2 separate regions of the Homo sapiens genome follow, and region 2 is linked to region 1. A link is an interaction called in ENCODE POLR2A ChIA-PET data of the cell type or tissue named here. Cell type or tissue: PC-9. All regions are shown on one strand. Each heading gives the region's core, and the rest is flanking DNA. Links, peaks and the distances in the headings are about the cores only. Region 1 overlaps BTG4 (BTG anti-proliferation factor 4). Region 2 holds the start of LOC105369491 (a long non-coding RNA gene).

Evidence for each region. ChIA-PET counts read pairs that join two places held together with the same protein. Peaks named below come from ENCODE experiments on the same cell type or tissue, not always from the same donor. Only the 100,000 strongest peaks of a DNase experiment are listed, where the experiment ranks them.
Region 2: POLR2A ChIA-PET joins it to region 1 with 5 read pairs; 2 of 35 experiments call an interaction of 5 or more read pairs at or near these places.

What each region holds. Positions count from the first base shown.
Region 1 is chr11:111,494,867-111,500,247 of GRCh38, forward strand. It overlaps BTG4 (BTG anti-proliferation factor 4), which reads right to left. Exons shown (of 5, transcript NM_001367975.1): 2 at 3,738-3,936; 3 at 3,132-3,269; 4 at 2,345-2,543; 5 at 1-448. The coding sequence starts at 3,910. The coding sequence ends at 269. Among named protein-coding and RNA genes, the nearest start is that of MIR34BHG, 13 kb to the right of the region's middle. In PC-9, for the core only: no CTCF peak of the experiment used is centred there; no DNase peak of the experiment used is centred there.
Region 2 is chr11:111,320,377-111,325,757 of GRCh38, forward strand. It overlaps LOC105369491 (a long non-coding RNA gene), which reads left to right and starts at 6. Exons shown (of 2, transcript XR_948011.3): 1 at 6-674; 2 at 1,699-2,698. In PC-9, for the core only: no CTCF peak of the experiment used is centred there; DNase peaks (open chromatin) are centred at 2,385 and 4,070.

The sequences.
Region 1 (5,381 bases), core at 240-5,239:
GTCTTATTAGAGGTCAACATCTTCATTCTGTTACCTTACTGGGTACATTCACTGATGTTACATAAAACTTCATGTAAAATTAAATAAGAATTAAAAGTACAGCTAAGAACAGTGATGATCTGTATGAGAGGATTTACCATTGTGTACCCTAGTCCCTAATATGGTCATTTTTTGTTTCATGGGCCTCTCAACCTTAAATTCATTTTTATTTTAGAGAGAATAAAGGCACTCCTCTGAGCTCTTGCCCACCACGTGCCCAGTCGCTGCGTCATCGGTGTGTGTTGACCCAGTGGTACCTGTCCAGCCGGTGCATAGCAGGCCTGTAACACTTAGGATGCTTCTGCGAGCCATGGTAAGTGTTTCCCAGGAGGCCAACACGGCCGTCCACCACATTCTTTTTGCGGGGGATTTGTAACCAAGATTGAAAGGGCTGTTTCAAGTTTTCAACCTGGAAAAAAAAAGTATAAAGATCTCTAATAAGCTAGCTGTAAGGACTAAATATGAACCCATAATTCAAAAGTCAGGCACTTCAAAAGCATAGGGAGCACAAATGAATAGAATTGAAAGTGCATAACCATCTTTGAAAAAAATTTCTAGCACTTGGCGGGAACATAAATCACTTTATACTGTACCTTTTTAAAAAGTTAATTAATTCAACTAAAAACTTTTTAATATGCTTATTCAAGTTTATGTTTATTCTTGAATTGTCCCTCTTCCATCCCTACCTCACCACTGCCAACCCAATCCAAAACTGCATGTTCATGATCTCTGGGGCCACAGCCTAGAAATCTTCATTTTAAACACCTAAGATGATGGATACAGATGTTTTACAGATCACACTTTGAAAAGACATTGCTGTAAAAGAATATAGCTGATTACAGGTCTGATCCCCAAATGGAAGAAGACCTTTCTAAAAATAAAAATAGAATTAAGGGCAAATACTGTAAATCCTCACTCAACAACCTCGATAGGTTATTGGAAACTAATTTTAAGCTAAATGACATATAGCAGGTCTTTGAATAACATAGTTTGGTTATAAGACTGAGGAAAAAAATGGCTTTGTCATACATCATTTTACTTAAAGTCACTGTTTCCAAGAAACTATCAATGACACACATAGTTTAAAAAACTAGGGACAAAACATTTGCCAGAAATATGTCAAGGGGTTAAAATCGTTCTGGCATATAAAGAACCTACAATAATACATTAGAACTTCAAATAATGAATGGCTGAATAAGAGAAAATTTGTAGGGCAGTAGGTGCTAAAACATTTGGGCACATGGAAAGTTTTAATGTTTAATTTCACTAATACTGTATTATATATGCATATCATGTTAATCAAATTATCTGTTTTTTAAATGAGAATAGCCAATTCTAGAAAAAAATGGCAAAGTTGGCACTTTTACATACAGCTGGTGAGACTACAAATAAATACAACTTTCTACATGGTGTTTCGGCTGCATATTAAAAACCAGTAAAATGTTCATACTCTGCGACCCAGTAGTTCTGTGCTTGAGAATCAAATCTCAAGAAACAACCTAAAATTCAGGCATCACTATACGAGTTACCAGCTTTTAAAAAAATATTACAACCATGTGGAAACAGCCTAGAATATCTGCCAATAATAAGTTACAAAGGAGGCAAATGAATATTAAAATTTTAATTGCTTTAACATTTAATACATAGGTGATTAAGAGAACATACAAACAAATATATACATATAGTGTTAACAAATTCTCTCTAGATCAGTGTTTTTCAAATTGTGGGTCATGAAATCAATTTAGATACTTGAAATCAAATGAATTTAATTGGAAGTATTGGGAGCATTGGGAGCATTGCTCCTAGTAAAGATAAGCACTGTTTCATGAAACTTTTTAAATGTAAATATACATATTTTGAATGGGTTATGGTTTAAAAAGAAGAAAAAAATAGCTGAGAAAAACTGCTCTAGTGGCAGAATTTATAGGCCTTTGACCTTTCCTATATCCAAATTTTCTATAAATGCCGTGGTATTTTCAATTGACAGAAAAAAAAATCCCACTAATCTTAATCTTTGATTCTGTAGGAATTTAAGTGGAAGGAAACCTGTGTATCTTCAAATACTGTATGAAGAAATAGGACAATAAAAGATTATGTGGATCCTAAAAGCTCAGCCAAGTGTAGGGAATACATTGTGCAGTGAAGGAGACAGAAAAAGTTTTGCCAAAATATTAAGAGTCTGGCTTTTAAAAATCTACAGTTTTGTTCTTTCCATGTTTTTTTGCTTCTTTGTTTTCATAATGAGTGCATTCTTTTTAGAATTAGATAGAAAAAAAGTATAGAAAAGAACTGGAACACTCTTGACCTGATAAATACTCTTCGGATTGCTGACTTTAGGAATGACACGAGGTTCCTTGCTACAACTTTCTTCATCGCAGGAAGTGCCAGAGGAAACGTCTGATGAGGCTCTACTAACGGCATAACTGATTTGTTGATATAGTTCCCATTCCTCCCATCTGCCTTTAAAAGAAGCAACTGTAAATGGATGGTTTTTCTCACCATACCTAAGTAGGAAAAGAAATTTAAGTGCTAATTAGCGATTCAACTTTCTACAAGATCTCCAATCTTTCCTGGAGACAATATGCTAACTTATTTTAAAAGAAATTGCCTTAAAAAATTGAAGGACATTATGACCTTCACCTACTACACTGTTATAAATTAGGATATTCTATAAGAGCTATTTTGGTTAATTGTTCAGAAAAAAACAAAGACTAGTTTCTTTTGATTCAGTTAATGAACTGAATTGTCCCATGGTAGATAACTCTCCTTCCTTTCTGATGTTGCCTATAACACTTATCTGTTATCAACCTACAGTTTGTAATAGATACTGTTACCAATCTATAGTTTGTAATAAGGTGCAGTGATTAAAGCCACATTTCAAATATTTTGCAAAATCATTGTGCTTTCCACCTCACCCACTTTGAATAGAAGTCTGCATTGTCTAACAGAAGTTTGCATCTAAAATCTTAACCAAGAAGTATCCCTGCTGCCAACTCAAGGCTTTGGGGCATCATCTTTCATGAAGGTATGTAAAGTTGTCTAACTTAAGGTTTCCAGGTATCACACAGCACACAAACTATGAGATTACTCACCTACAGCATACTTCAAAGGGATCTACCCATATGGTCATCTCCTTCGGAAGTCCCAGGTGAGAAAAATCTACATTACTTTCCACACATGCCCTTTCTAGAATGGGATCTTTATTCTGATTGTTGTTTATCCTGATGCACCTTTTTAAAAAGCGAAGGGAAACGAAGACATGATGACAGACACTTTAGCAGGAGAATCACATTATGCACATACTGTTCCAATACACATAGCTCCCACCTCATCCCCTCAGCCTCCTTCCCCTCAGCCTCCTCCACCCTCCACTCTTACAAGTAAGACATCATCAACTTTTGATACAGTGGCTCAGAATGTATGTTGCATCACTAAGTCACAAAATTAGTTATCTTTCATGGCAAAGACAAGTTAGAAATTGTTTAATCTACCTCACATAAGGGGCTTTGCTCTGTTGTTTCCAGCCACAGTGTCATCTACTATGTCTCCTCCTTTCAATTCCACGTTCAAACAAATAAACTCGAGCCCATAAAACTTTTGTTACTTATATGCAGAAAACAAGATCACTCCATTTTCCTAGGAGCTGGCTGGTTGCTTGGTGATTGCTTCCCTTTGCCATCCCACATACTAGCTCTCACCTGAAGGCTTGCCCTTTAGAAGGGCAATCAGAGTGCCAGTGACTTCTGTATGTTTCAAACAAGATCGTCATCAGCTTTTCTGCAAAGTCTTCTATTTGCTGTTTACTTAGTTTATCATGTTTTTTCACCAATCTTGTGACAAAGAAAACTGTTGTTGCAATTTCATCTCTCATGATTCAAGAAAAATAGATAAGGAGGTCTGAATCATTAAAAGGAAGCAAGAAGAAATAGAAAGAAATGGTTTAACTTATTATCAATATTTAACTGCCATTTGGAAATTTTACATACCTTAAAGTTAAAACTGAGAAAATCTGCTAGAAAGAAGTCCTTAGTAAACTAGGTAAGTACATGAACACTATCAATCAACATAACAGCCAAGAACAGCAATTCCTCAAATAGCCCAGTTTTAAAGGTTTTCAAAGGAAAAAAAAAAGTCTTTTTAAAATTTTAAAGCACTTAAGTAATAAATGAAACATCACTACAACTTAAAAAAGATCCTGATATGGGACAGTAATTACCTCAAGCATCACTTTTTAAAGATATATTAACAAAGAGCAAAATATTTCAGGAGAGAGTAATTCCAAAATGTGGCTCCAAGTTGCATGCTTTAGGAATAATCAAACACATTATACTTGCCAACAAAAGCTCTTTAGCCCCTAAGAAAAGTGGGCGAGACTTAGAAGACCAACCGCACTATCCCTTATGTTTCCAACTCTCACCCACACCTGTTCGTGAGTTCGAGGCTGAAGTTTATATAAGCCTGGGCCCTAAAGGCTGATGGATGTTTCACCTTACACAGGTGCTGCCTATTGAAATGATCATACAGCTTTTTCATATGCCAATCTGGTCTCCATCCGATTGCTCCTTGGCATAAGTGGAGTGGGTTCTCTATTTGAAGTGTTTAAAATTTTCAAACTGGATCTATATTTTCTATTTTGCTATTATAATCTTATCTTTTATAACACAGAGTGAGAATCAAGTGTTCTCCTTCCATATCCTAATATCGTACATTCCAATGATGTCATCTCTAACTTAGCTGACAACATATTAAGGAATTTTGCCTTAGATTTCTTACAAAATTTGTTACGACAACTTTGAGCAGTCATTATGTTGACTACACATTTTTTACTAAAGTGTTTATTTGTAGGATAAGTGGAAGAGATCTGAGTTTATCTAACCTCACCAGTTCTCAAAGGGCGGGTCAGTGACCATGTGATCTGGACTCACTGTGTTTCTTGTTAAAAATTCAGATTCTTGGCCAGGCGCGGTGGCTCATGCCTATAATCCCAACACTTTGGAAGGCCGAGGCAGGTGGATCACCTGAGGTCAGGAGTTCGAGATCAGCCTGGCCAACATGGTGAAACCCCGTCTCTACTAAAAATACAAAAATTATCCAGGCATGGTGGCATGTACCTGTAGTCCCAGCTACTCAGGAGGCTGAGGCAGGACAATCACTTGAACCCAGGAGGTGGAGGATGCAGTGAGCCAAGATCACACCACTGCACTCCAGACTGGGTGACAGAGCAAGACTCCGTCTCAAAAAATAAAAATAAAAATAAATTTAAAAATTCAGATTCTTGGACCTTATTTCAGATCTGCTGAAGCAACTCTTCTCAAGGTAAGGCCTGGCAATCAGTAGTTATC
Region 2 (5,381 bases), core at 128-5,127, 170 kb before region 1:
TCGGGGCTGCTCTGTCTATGGAGTAGCCATTCTTTTATTCGAATACTTTACTCTCCTAACAAACTTGCTTTCATTTTACTCTACAGACTCACCCTGAATTCTTTCTTGCACTTGCTCTAAGAACCCTCTCTTGGGGTCTGGATCCGGACCGCTTTCTGCTAACACTTCTACATACCACGTTTATTTGAGACAGAAAAATACAGCAAGGACATCCATCTAAACTTTGTCTGGAGTCTGGGCCCAGGGGAGCTGCAGTACATGGAGGGTCTCTGGAAGTGGGTATGGCAGATTAGCGCCTAAGCTCAACTGGCTTTCCTCCTCTGCCTCTGTTCCTGGGACTTGCTCACGGCTCACAAGGTAGCTTCCCACTGTCAGTCCATCAGCAACAGCCAGTTAGAGTCGATTGGGTGTGAGAAGCGAGACTATTCATAAGCAGCCTGTCCCCTGTGCCACTGGCTTATTAAGCAGAGCTAGGCATAGACAGCTGGGAACTCTGGGCAGCTCCTTTAAATTTCTCTTTGAAGAATGTTAAGTATTCACCAGCAGTGAAGGTTACAAAGGCTGAAGTTTTCTCTCCACCCCCAGCATTTCCCAGGGGAGTAAAAGGAAGGATCAAAGCTACAATGGGCTTGGCTGCCCTTCTCCAGGAATGGCCAGAGGACAACTTCTGCTTGGTGAGCAGCCATTTATGCCACCCCGGTGCTGGCAGGTCACCTCTCCTGGGCTGGGGAGCAGGAGTTCAATGATTAACTAGAGGAGGCCATCTCTGGAGGACAGAAAGAGTCTTCTGATCTGGTTAGCCATGCAGACCTGAGCCTGGATTTTCCTTCCCACTCCACTTCAAGAGAGGGGTGGGTTCATTTCCACAGTTCTCCTTCCTGCAGCAGGAAGGGAGAGTAGAAACCCAACTTCCCAGACACCAACTCCATTTCCACACAAAGCAGTAGAGCCCAGACCTAAGGGTTCTGGAGCCACACAGACCTGGTTTGAGTCCTGGTTCCATCACTTATCTGTTCTGGGACATTGGGCAAGTGCCTTAACCTTCCCGGGCTACAACTTAGTGGCGGAAATCAGTGGAGTAAAACCTCATTCAGAAAATTTTTTCAAAACTGATGTCATCCTGGGAACAACTTGCAGAATGCTATTTTTCTTGCACTGAGCAAAAAGAGGTTAGTTACACTAGGTGTCATCCCGGGGAATCAGGTCTCATCACAGGGCCCACACCATCTGAGACCTTTTCAGATCCTCTAAGATGCTGAGACAAGAAGCCATCTGGTCTTGGAGGGAATGGAGATGGTAAGAGCATTGTCAATGACATGGAAGTCTGAGAAGTGTCCTATTCATGCCTTTGGAAAAGACTTCTCTGCCTGTCTGGTTTTTATGCTCTCCCCACACTTTAGGAGAAAATAATGGTTTTGCTGACTTCATCTGGTCACCTCTGCAAATGCCCCCAACCCCTGTTATTTTGTGTCTGCTGTGTACCAGATTCTCTGCTAGACTGCCTACATGCACTATCTCATTTCATCTCCATAACCAAACCAATGGAGTAGGTATTATTATCCCATTTTATACATGAGAAAACTAAGATTCAGATAGATTGAGTCAACTGCCCAAGGCAGTAAGTTAGAGCACCATAATTCAAACCTAACTCCGTGTAATTCCACAGCCTATTCCATAGCCTGTGTTTTCTTCCCCTAGGAAAGTTCCTGGATACTTCTGGAACAGAATTCTCCTGGGGTGAGTGGTTCACACAACTGACCCACTTCATCCCCACTCAGCAAAATGAGAGCGCCGTTGACTGACAACAAAATGCTGAACTGGAAACCTCCGCAGTAAAACGTGATGCAGAACAGAGAAAGAACTAAGATGTTCTGCACAGACGGTATCATGCCCTCTATGAGGAAACTACTCGAGCATATCTGTGTTTCAAATGATGTCTTTGAACTATTTATGTTAAATGCCCCCCCAAAAAAATGGAAAGGCTTCTTCGTAGAGGAAAGAGCTTGAAGTTGCTAGGCTGTTCTGCCTTCAACAGGCATTTATTGTGCAGCTACAAAATGCTGCACCAAGCACTGGGCAGTGGAAAGGTGATTCAGACACAGTTCCTTTGACAAAACCTCAAAATCCCATGTGAAGTTCTCTTTTATAAAGTAAATCAGAAAAGATTCAAAAGTTGAGGTACCAAAAAAAAATAATATAAATGCAAGTAGTAAAGCGCTATTGACTGTAAATAGAAGCACTTAATAAGTGGTTGTTGTTTCTGTTCTTCTCTCTAATAAGTGTATACAGGTGGCTAAATGCTTTTGTTGAGCTATGAGTACCTCATTCTGTGGAGTGACTCAGAAAGTCTCTAGGTGTTAGACTGGAAACAGGTGATGTTCAGTGCACGCAATGCTTGAAGTGTTCCCAGGTATTTAGTTTCAGGTAAATTTTACTGTTTAAAAAAATTGTTTTTACTTGCTATTAAGTGTGTTGACCTTGGATAATTTACTTAACCTCTCTATGCCTTGCTTCCTTTTCTGCAAAATGAGAGTAAGAAAAGTGCTTACCTCATTGGCTTTTTGTGAAATTCAATGAGTTAACACGTGGGAGAAAAGATGTTTTTAAATAATCAATTCTTAGCAGTTGGTCATTGTTATGAGTTACATCATGCGTAGTTAAATATTTTTTAAAAAATTAAAATTTATTTTCCTATAGGAAAAAGGAGGGACTGAATTGTGAATCCATTTTCTCTGCTTTCAGTTATTTCTACTCCTGAGAAAAACCCTAAGCACTTAGGGTCTAGAACCACATCCCGAGACGGTGAGCTCTTCCCACATTTTCACATGTGCCTGAATCATTTGTAGGTCTCGTTCAAGCAGAGAATCTCCGGGATTCTCACTCGGGAGGTCTGGGGTCGGGCCTGAGTCCTTGCATTTCTAACAAACTCCCAGTTGATGCTGGTGCCACTGGTTCTGAATTAAGATGCTTGTTTACCTAGTGACAGCAACAAAAATTGTAGCAATGGTATCCAGAAATAAACAGCATACTTTTATAGGGCTAGTCAAATGAACCCAAACATACAAAATAAAGGCAAACCTCACAATCTTCTTGCAATGATTTATTACTCTGAGAGCTCATTTTAGGTGAGATTGTCTCCCTCCGGAGCCTGATTCCTAAAAGCTTTCTATGACTTTGAAATTATCGTTTTCCTTTTGGAGGTAGCACAATATAAGAGCTAAGAAGAGAATGAGAACTGGAGTCCCTCCCAGGTTTGCCCCTCTAGGTATGTAAGCTAAGGTAAACTACTTAGCCTTTCTTAAGCCTCAGTTTTCTCATTACAAATGGGCATATACGGAACATTGGCTTGCCTCCTACAGTTGTTTGAGGACTCAATGAAAATGTACGTGAAGCTGGTTGCGGTGAGCTGAGATTGTGCCACTGCACTCCAGCCTTGTGACACAGCGAGACTCCGTCTCAAAAAAATAAATAAATAAATAAATAAAAATAAAAGACTGGTTGCGGTTGCTCATGCCTGTAATTCCAGCACTTTGGGAGGCTGAGGTGGGCGGATCACAAGGTCAAGAAATCAAGACCATCTTGGCTAACATGGTGAAACCACATCTCTACTAAAACTACAAAAATTAGCTGGGCATGGTAGCACATGCCTGTAGTCCCAGCTACTCGGGAGGGCTGAGGCAGGAGAATCGCTTGAACCAGGGAGGCAGAGGGTGCAGTGAGCCGAAATCATGCCACTGCACTCCAGCCTTGTGACAGAGTGAGACTCCATCTCAAAAAAAAAAAAAAAAAAAAGAAAAAGAAAAAAGAAAATGTACGTGAAGCAGTTATCCTGGTGCCGGTGCCTGGTACGTATCAAGGGCACCAGAACATTAGCTATTTAACCTTAAGGTTTCAAATCCACCCTTCTCTGGAGACTTCTTGTTCCCTACTCTCATGCATCTCTGCATCATGGTCATAACCCATAGCAACGAAAAGCCAAGGTTTCACTCTTTGAAATCTGGATAATGGTATTTGTCTGCAATAATATCCTAGGAGTAGAGCTAGAGAATTTGTTTTGGGTTTTGTTTGTTTTTGTTCATTTTTCAGACACGGTGAGTCAGAAACGTAAGGCTCAGAGATATTTTTAGTTTTTCCAGCCACTAAGAATTCTTGTTGCCTGCAGGGAAATAAAGAAATGCAGAGAAGGGGGAGTGCTAGACTTGCCTGCTTGCTATCCAAAACCACTTCTTTCCTTTGAAAAAGGGTCTGTGCAGCCAAAACAAGCAGCGCTAACGCTGGGCTGAGAGTAGGCACCAGCCATCCAGGAAAGAGACAAGGCAACCATCAGCTACAAAAGCTGCTTCAACAGCAGACAGCTCAAAGAATCAAAAAATGCATCCCAGGAGGGCTGGGTGAGGAAAGACAGTGATCTTGCCTTGGTATTTGCAGCAAAGTCACAGACCAGGAAGGTCAAATCCTCGCTGAGAACCATGTGGACAAATGTCCAGGACATGGTCGCTGGCCTCAGGGAGCCCACAATTTTATTGAAGAAGCAAGATTGTCAGAAGTAAGGACCAAAACTCGTGTATACAGAGAAAGGAGAAAGATTGAGAGGAAAGAAGAGGAGAATCAAGGAGGCAGAGATTAAAAGAAGGAAGGGATAGAAAAGAAAAGAAAAAGAAAGAGGGAAGGAGAGAAGGGGAAAAGTACGGACTCCGTTTCGTGACTACATCACAAGCATTGATGAAAAGAAGAGAAATCTGTGAAAACGAGAAAGCAGGCACTGTATGTTGCATCCTGACACACAGTGAGTTGTTACACTTTAAAAGCCACAAAGAAGAGACGCTCACCCAGAGACAGACTTGATGGATTTGGCAGCTTATCATACTGGGAAGGGCAGAATTGGGTTATGCTATGTTTTCAATGGGTCCCCTCCAAAAGTCAGCCAATGTGATAGTATTAAGAGATGAGGCCTTTAAGAGGTGATTAGGCCATGAGAGCTCCTTCCTCGGGCTTGGAATTAAGTGTCCTTATACAGAGGTTTGGCACAAGGAGTTGGCCCCCACTTGCCCTTCCGTGTTCAGCCATGAGGACACAGTGTTCCTTCTCTCTGGAGGATGCAGCGTGAGGGCGCCATCTTGGAAGCACAGAGCAGCCATCACCAGACACCAAACCTGCTGGTGCCTTGATCTTCCCAGCCTCCAGAACTGTGAGAAATTTCTGTTCTTTACAAATTGCCTAGTCTCGGGAATTCTGTTATAGCAGAACAAAAGGACTAAGATAAGTTACCTTTTCTTAAAGGAAAACTTTGATAAATATTCTTTGTCCTCTATTCCTTTCACCTATACCCCATGAAGCTGGGAGGATAAGGGGAGTAAGAGGAGGAGCTGAAACTAAGAGGT